Linked DNA regions of Mus musculus: region 2 is linked to region 1. Evidence: chromatin contacts called from ENCODE Hi-C data. All regions are on one chromosome and are shown on one strand. The core of a region is the stretch at or near the end of the contact, and the rest is flanking DNA. Distances in the headings are between cores, read along the strand shown.

Evidence for each region. Hi-C counts contacts between places; a loop is a spot of excess contacts on that map.
Region 2: a map of gastrocnemius shows a loop between it and region 1 (2.6-fold over the local background). The contact joins the enhancer-like site here to the promoter of Plcl2 in region 1. A Hi-C loop is called at or near these places in 1 of 37 maps with a recorded cell type or tissue (gastrocnemius).

What each region holds. Positions count from the first base shown.
Region 1 is chr17:50,507,441-50,511,712 of GRCm38, forward strand. Plcl2 (phospholipase C-like 2) reads left to right here and starts at 2,107. Exons shown (of 6, transcript NM_013880.3): 1 at 2,107-2,497. The coding sequence starts at 2,168.
Region 2 is chr17:50,685,981-50,690,252 of GRCm38, forward strand. It overlaps Plcl2 (phospholipase C-like 2), which reads left to right. Exons shown (of 6, transcript NM_013880.3): 6 at 1,732-2,514. The coding sequence ends at 1,911. Among named protein-coding and RNA genes, the nearest start is that of Gm41598, 100 kb to the right of the region's middle. Within about 2 kb of position 2,338, at least 1 of the 3 ENCODE cell types and tissues checked has a DNase peak (open chromatin) inside an H3K27ac peak, as active enhancers do; it is gastrocnemius, where a contact is called at or near this core.

The DNA of each region.
Region 1 (4,272 bases), core at 857-3,356:
AACAAAACAACAACCCATTCTGGGTGTTTGACCCTCAGGGTGCCCCTACTTAGCTCAGAACTCTCCAGGAAAGAGCTGAAGAATCTTTGTTAGCTACATCATTTTTTCTTTTGCTACTGTCATGTAAATGTAGAGGATTAGCGTCTACTACAAGAGGGGCAGGATCCTCCTGTGATGACTGAAAACATCAGAATTAGAGAACTTCTACAGGAAGACCCCTGCATTCTATCCTCTCTAACATACTCAAACACAATTATGACTATCAATCTAATAAAGCAAATGAAAAGCTGATTTGAAAGTATTTTTCTGTGAAACTGTCAGAAGACCAAAAATATATTTTGAGGCTAAACTAGGAAGGAGTTAATATGGAGGGGTGAGGCTAAAAAAAGAATTAAAATGTCATCTATCCATAAGAAAACATTTGTTAGTGGGTAGGCCCTATTTGACTTGCCCAGATGTTTACAAAAGCGTGCCAAGGGGATCAGAAGAATTAAAACACCCCAAGAATAACGAAAGGATTTTGATGTCGCATTTGAGGAAAGGGTGGACATGTTTATGAATGTAAAGCTCGTTTCCTTAGAGGCTCCTTGGCAATTTGCTACCATATTATGGTAACGAGGGCAAGGTCTCTAAGTTCTGTCCCAGGGGACTCTCAGGTACTCCTGGCCCAGGGAAAGTGCCTTTCCAGAAGATGAAATACAGTGAGAGAAAAACTGGGAAGCCAGAACCAGGCATGAAACTGGACCTCAGGGTGGCTGGGTTGGGGAGGTGGGTGGAGCCTCTGGTACCACACAGTGCACTCGTCCTGCTCTTCTGCCAATGGCTCTGCCAGGCTACACAGTGGCCCTGCGTTCTTCCTTGGCTCCAGGAATGGAGGTTTAAGGAAAGTATTTGCATATGAGAGCGACATGTTAATCATTGATTTTTGATCCTGTCCCAAACGATGGTCCTGATTTGGATGGTACCCACTAGGGGTTGAACAAGCAAGTCTCTCTAGTGTCAGGTTTAGGAAAGACACAGACTACAATGATAAACCTCCGTGGGACAACCCAGAGGCACCAAATAAACTCTGCGGAGGTCTTCTGTCTCTCAACGCCTGCCAGCCATGCCATCCCTACCCCAGATCCTGGCAACCTGTCGTGCTCATTGAGTTTAGCAGCCCAAGGACACGCAAGAGGATTGGTTTCTGTATGGGAAATGGGTTTGCTCCACTGAGGAAGCCCAGGGGGAGCAGGGTGGGAAGGGAGCGGGTTCCGAATGAAGGGCTGGAGCTGGACGCGAGGTGCAGCGGCCAAGACCACAGCCCCAGGACCCTCAGCTCGCCCGCGGCCTGCGGGTTCGCTGTCCCCCTCGGGATGCCTTCAGGTGACTGACAGCTGGCTGTGGCGTGCGCCTCGCTGAGCCGGCCTAGGAGAGCGACCACAACCGCAACGCCCGTGCCCGGAGCCCGGACGGGTCCCCTCGGCCTGTAGGGGGCAGCGCGAAGCCCGGGAGGCGATGGCCGCGGGTAAGTGGCGGTGGGCCCGGGGGCCATCAGAAGCCGCCCTGGGCCTCGGCTGAGCCCTGAAGGTGTGGGGGGGGGGGGGGAGACTGACGGGCCTGGGCGGAGCCGGGAACCCCGGAGCCCCGCGCGCCGCGCCTCCGCGTGTCGCCAGCGCCGCGGAGTGGGCGCACGTGTCCCTCGCGCCCCGCCGCCGCGAGCTCGTCGGTGAGCGCGGGGCCGGAGGGGACGCGGCGCTCGTCGGTGAGCGCGGGGCCGGAGGGGACGCGGCGCGCGGCGGTGGGCGCTGGCGCGCGCGCGTTATTTTTGGCGCCCGCAGCGGCGCGTGTGCCGGGGCGTGTTTTCCTTCCCCAGGTGCCGGCAGCGGGGGCGCCGCCGCCCAAGCTGACTCCTCTCTCCTCTCTCTCTCCCCGACCCCGGCAGGACCCCAGAGGTAATTCCGCCTGCACGACGTCCTTCGCGCCGGAGGCGAGCTCGCTGCACGCGCCACATCCCAACCAAAAAGAGAAAGAAAAAAAAAAAAAAGAAAAAAAAAGAAAAGAAAAAGCGGAAGAAGCGGCCGAGGCGGCGGCGGCGGCGAGGAGGAGGGGCCGCGCGCAGCGGCCCGAGGCGGCGGCGGCGGGGACGCGGGGACGCGGCTTTGTGCAGGCGGGTCGTGGGGCGCCCATGGCGGAGTGTGGCCGGGGCGCCGCAGGAGGGGCCCTGCCCACCTCCCCGAGCCCGGCCCTAGGCGCCAAGGGCGCCCTGAAAGCCGGAGCCGGGGAAGGCGGAGGTGGTGGCGGGGGAGGTCGCCTCGGCCACGGGCGGGCGCGCTATGACAGCGGCGGGGTTTCCAACGGAGACTGCAGCCTCGGCGTGTCCGGGGACGAAGCCCGGACCAGCCCTGGCAGGGGACCTCTAGGCGTGGCGCTCGCGCGGACCCCTAGCCCAGCTGCCGGTCCGGTCCCCAGGGACAGCAAACCGGGCGGCCTGCCCCGCCGGAGCAGCATCATCAAGGTAAGTAGGAGACCCGCGCGCGTCCTTGGGCTCGCTTTCCCCGCCCCGGAGAAGCTGTGGCGGAAGGAGGCGATGCAAAATGAGCCCACTGCGAAGGGGAAGCCAGGGTGTAGGGGTGTTTGGAGTGCTGGAGCAGGGATTGGAAAGCTGATGGCATTGGGAAAGAATGGAGAGGTGATCTGAGTGTGCAGGAGTGCTGTGCTCTGACATCCCCAGAGCAACTTGGGGCTGTCACCTCTCTCCAGATTGACTTGGAATTAAATGGCCTTGTACCTGCCTGGGTAGGACAGGCTTTTCAGAGGCAGCTTAGCATGGTGGCACACTCCCTGTAAGGTTTCTATTGTATTTTAAAGGACAGGGATCATGTGAAAATATTTTCTCAAAACCCCAGGCAATGAACATATATTATTTAATAGATTTCTTCTAATCTACTGGGTAATTGGTTGCCCCTTGCAAGTGATTGTATTTGGGGAATGTAAATACCTCTCCTTCAGTTACTCGGAGAAAGGGAACATAAACACAGATTTCCTCTTTTTTAGCCTCAAAAGCTCTGAGAGAATACAGTTCCGCACAATTTAATTCTTTCCTAGCTGCTATAAGCAGGCCTCTCCAAATTAGCAAGTTTCTTTGGAATGGTTTTTGCTTGTTTTTGTTTTTGTTTGTTTTGTTTTTCATGGTGCTATTTAGAAAGCCACCAGTTGTTTTGTGAATTTTAAATTTCAAGAGGTGACATTAAGAGTTTATGGTGGCTTCCTTCAAACATTGCAGTGTAGTTGCAACATAAAAATATTTCTTGTGACTCGAAGTGAAAAGAGAAAGTTGATAAGCTACGAAAAGTAGAACCTTGAGCCAGATCAGCCCATTTGGCTTGTTCAAATATGGAGCAAATATGGAATGTTGCTTTTTGAGACATGAAGGAGTTTTTAGGACAGGCCAGTGAGTACTGTCTGGTGCTAACTCATCCTGTTTGTGGCTGACAACCCTTAGGAGACAGGTCAGAATGTGCCAACAGCACAGAGTTGACACTGGTGGTATTTGAAATTCAGAAATGCTCAAGTACTGTGAAGGTGCCTCTGGGTTATCATCATCTGCAGCCATCTAGTGTAACAGACCACTTTGGTGCTGTGTAAGAGGCTGTTGTGAAACTGCATCTAGCCTTGTCATCTGCTTGCTCAGGTTTTGTGTGGACAGGGCACAGTTGAAGGGCTTAAAGATCAAGTGCATTGCCTGTCTCTAAAGATCAAGTGTATGGTCTAACTTTTAAACCAAGAAAAGCGGTGTCCGTTTTTTCCTGCTTGTGTAGCTCTTAGTGATGGATATATCTTCTCCTTCTAGTATGTGGTTTGTTTCCAGGAAAGTTGTCTTCGAGTATATATGATTATTGATCCTATTTGCAGAGCTATGCAACATTCCTGTTTTTATTGGTTAAATATTTGTGGTGAATTTGCATTGTGATATTAATAACACCTTATGTGAAAGTTTTAGATAATATACCGGTTTATGTAATTTTAACAACCTTTCCCCTCAAGGATTTTTTTTGGTGGCCAGTTTTCACATTTAAAAGGCCATGCTTCACAGAGAAGGACAGTAACAGCAGTAGGGTTGTTCCCTGTGACAGTTGTGAGAGCCAGGAAAGAAGTGCGGCTTGCCTATTTGTGACTTACAGAGTCAAGACTGACCATTCCTGTAAAGGCACATGGAAAAAATGGTGAATTTTTCAGAAATAACAAGTTGAGGAATGGTGGTGCTGCTTACTTTGAACTCTGAGTTTCAAA
Region 2 (4,272 bases), core at 1,088-3,587, 180 kb after region 1:
ATAAACCAATATTTTTCATGGATATAGGTAAAATTTAAAAATGTATATGTCATGAACAGGGGAATCTATATTGGATATGCAAAGGTGACTCAGCTTGAAAAAATTAATTTGTGTAATATGTCACATCAGTAGGCTAAAGAAACATTGCACAGTTATAGCAGTAGCTGCAGAAAAGAAATCTGACATGGAATCCAGCGCCCATTCTTAGTCCTCATGGTAAGAAGGAGGGACTCCAACACCACTAAGAACATCTGCACAGCCCACAGCTGATGTGACACTGTGGTAAGAGTCTCAGAGCTCCCCTTAAAGATCCGCAGCACATCAGGGCTGTCCTGTAGTTACATCACCTGCTTTCAGCGTGGCATTAGAAGTCCTGGCTAGTGCACTAACACAGAAGGGCAGCTAATAACAAGGGGGGGGGGGGAGACTTGTTTAGTTCACAGGTTCATTGCTTATATATATATATTATCTGAAAATTTAACAAGTAATTAATAAAATGCCTGGAACTGTGTTCTGTTTGTTTTATGTTGCTGTGATGTCAACTTTACACAAACTAGAGTCATCTGGGAATAGGGAACGTCAACTGAGAAAATGCCCAACCAGATTAGTGAACAAGAAGAGTAAGAAACCAAGAACATGGTCAGAATCCCAGAGCTTGGGACAGGAAGATCAGGAATCTGGGGGTAACCTCTGCTGTATAGTGAGTTAAAGGCCAGCATGGGCTACATGAGGCCCTGTCTTAGAAAGAAAGAAAGAGTAGGGGGAAAAGGCAGGAGTGTAGTGGGAAGACCTGTCAGCGAGGAACAGGAGATGTGTTCGAGCTGCAGCAGTGCTCCTCAGCACCCTAAGCTGCACAAGGCCACCCAGCCTCCAGAGGCAAGACTGACAGAGTAGACAAACTGCATAGAGCCATTATCAGCTCAGACTAGACAGTGACCCACTGTGCCCCACTCCTGCCTCCTTTTCACATCCGTATACATAAAGTAACAGAACTAAGGGGCACACTGGACAAATGTTACTTCCTGGTTCTGATACTGTAAGTCAGCAGGTAAGTTTGGGGAAAGGGCACAAACTAGACACACGGGACCACTCACTAGTGTGTGTCCTTCTCTGACTTCATACTGCTACATGGCCTTTTATGCGGAATCCCCTTTCCACCAGGCAAACAAACAGGCGGCGATGAACCAAAGATCTGATTCAAGTGCAGCTGGAAGAACCAGTGACTTACTGGAGTTACTTACAGGAGCAGGAGACACTCAAAAAGCCCATGTCACCAGTATCCTGTACAATTTTCAGGCAGCTATGCCACTGATCTACCATGGCAATTGGCTTATTATTTGCATGGGATACCTTAAATGTGAAATGGTCCCAGAGGCTCATGAGTTTGAACACTTTTTTATTACTTATTAAAACGAATATTAAAAGGAACAACCAAGATTGGTTACGTAGTCTCATCCTTGAAAAATATGGTGTAACAGTCTAGAGAATAGTTGCAATGTAGTAGAGATGTGTTCACGTCTTACATGGAAATGCAGAAAGGCAGAGGACTGTGGAGTGCGGTGGTGAACACGTCTCCTTCTGACTAAAATCGACCTCCTCGGATGTGGTAACGATAAAAACCAAGCCTCTCTTCTGCCGAATCACAACGCCTATATGTCTGCAGAATGGCCGTGAGGGTGTCCAGCAACATTCTGTCCGTCTAATGCTGTTTAATTCCATGTTCTGTTCTAGGGGCAAGCGGATCTTCTGAAATATGCTAAGAATGAGACCCTGGAGAACCTGAAGCAGATCCACTTTGCAGCTGTTTCCTGTGGACTGAACAAACCAGGCACTGAAAACTCCGAGGCCCAGAAGCCACGCCGGAGCCTAGAAGCCATCCCCGAGAAAGCCAGTGATGAAAATGGAGACTAAGGGTCCTCCCAGTCACTGTGGACTTCCCACCGAGAACCAGTCAGCAGGCGCACTGGCTCACTGATCAGGATGAGAGCTGGGATGTCTGTCGGAGCACAACTGGAATACCCAACTGCAGCCCATCACTGCTGTGAATGTATGTAGCAACCCACGTGTGAAGGCAAATAAACTCTTTAACAAGAAACTCTATCCTGGCCCAAACATGCTGTCTTTGTATACAAAACGCCCTGAGTCCCACTGTGAAGAGCAGTGCTTTGCCGTATTCCAGCAGAAACAGGCAGTTCCCTCACTCGGGGGAACTGGATTGGATTGCTGAGTTTGTATTTATTGGTGAAATGGTGAATGTGCACACCTCACTGTGTGTGCTTGCCAGTCTTGGCGCTGCAGAGGATTTGTTGGCGTGCTTGCTGAGCCATATTTACTAAGCAGAATGTAAGAACCCAGGAGCTGAGGGCAATGTGCAGTGTGACTAAGGCTGCCTGGCTGAAGATGTGCTGTGTCAGCATGGGCAGCCGGGTGGAAGCCGCACCTTGTACATAGATTTTCACTGTATGTTGTAGTGGTCACATTAAAGATATCTTTTATGATATTTCTCCAATAGCAGTACATGCTTTTAGTGAAACTTTAACTTTTAAAACCTGTTCTCTTTCAAGAAGCCAATTACTTTTTAAATGACTGCTAAAATGTAAGTCACCTGAGTCGCTGTCCGGCTTTTAGGATGGTTGTGATGCAAGCTCAGACCCCACACTGGCCTCTGCACACATGAGTCACCCCCTCCCCCCGCCCCAGCCAAGGGCGCCATGCTGCCTGCAATTGTGAGCAGAATCGAGCGGGGGCAGGTTATACTTCCCTGCGGAGCCACCAATGGCCAATGCCTCAGTTTCGTCTGAGAATCTTTCTCCTTCATAGTGAAGGGCACCTGGACCAGTTAATTTTTTTAGTCTGATCTTTTCTTTCGAAACCAGTGAAACTTCATGGTATTTTTGAGAGTCAAGAATCCTGCCATCTAATGCTTCCCACATACCACACTTTGTTTCCCTTTGGAAGAGAGAGGTTCTAAGTGTTCAGTGGGCGTTGGTTTGGTCAGCTATTGGGACATCCACTTATATACTAGGTGGCCTGCAACTGACCTCACAGACCTTCCTCCCATGGGCCATGCTCATGCAGGTGTGTGCTCCTAAACCCAGTGCATTGCTCACTTCCCCCTAATAATGCCCATCTCCATCGGCCCTTGGCCAGGTGTGAGTCTCATTGGAAAACTCTTCCATTGATAATAGATAAACACTACTCAGTAGCTGAGGCTCTTAGAGATGAACTCTGGATAGGGAGAAAAATGAATGGAAAATAGCACAGAATAATTAGATGCACAAAGTAATGGAGAACATTGTTAGTGGTCCTTAAACTTAGCAAATAGCACTCAATTTGACGTTTAAAACTCTAGAAATGATCTCTAAAGGTGACTTAAAATACAGTGAAGTGAAAATATGGCTGTGTCTGTAATAATGGTGGTTATCATACAATATGCAAGTCAAGTGACTGTAATTGTAAGACATGTAACTTGTTGAGGCTCATACAGGCCTAAAATCAGGGATCTTAGAACTAAAGGAGTCGAAACTGAGCGTGGACCTGTGATCCCAGCACTTCAGAGACCGAGACGTGTTACACTGTGAGACTCTGTCTCAAAACAACAGAAAACTGGGGGAGTTGCCATCATTCACACTGACATGTTTGTTCCGGATGTGGAAGCTGTGGGTGCCTGAAGTCTCAACATCCAACATGTTGGTGCTACCTAGCCAAGCTTCTTTTGGTCTCCTTAAAGCAATATGCTTTAACAAGTAGTGGAGAAGTGCAGGCACAGTGTCAGGAGGGTTCCCACAGCAGTGGGTGTCCACTGCTTCTCTAGTTCCTGCCCTAAGGAATATGCCACCTGTCACTGAGGACAGTGCCTGTCAGCAGAGCCTGAATCAGGTGCGCTCTTCATCATCCAAATGGAAAGAGAAGACATTTGTCAAGATGGATAGAGTAAGGCTATGATTTACAGGCTTCTGGAAACAATTCTTTTGTAAAGGTCTCTCTGGCTCACTCTGTAACGAACTGTATCCCGCTGGTAAACAAAATCACGATCCTTGTTTTGGGGCTTCAGGAGTTGTGGGGACAGTCAGGGTAGTGTGCAGGTTGATTGCCCTTCATCATCTGCATCTGTTCGCAGGGAGCAGCATGTGAGTTACCTTAGGTACAAATCCCCATGGGTTTGCCACGAGTGTGTGTGTGTGTGTCTGTCTGTCTGTCTGTCTGTCTATATGGGTCTGTGTAATCCAGGACAGCGCAGGAACAACAGGCAATAGGCAAATCTTCATTGAG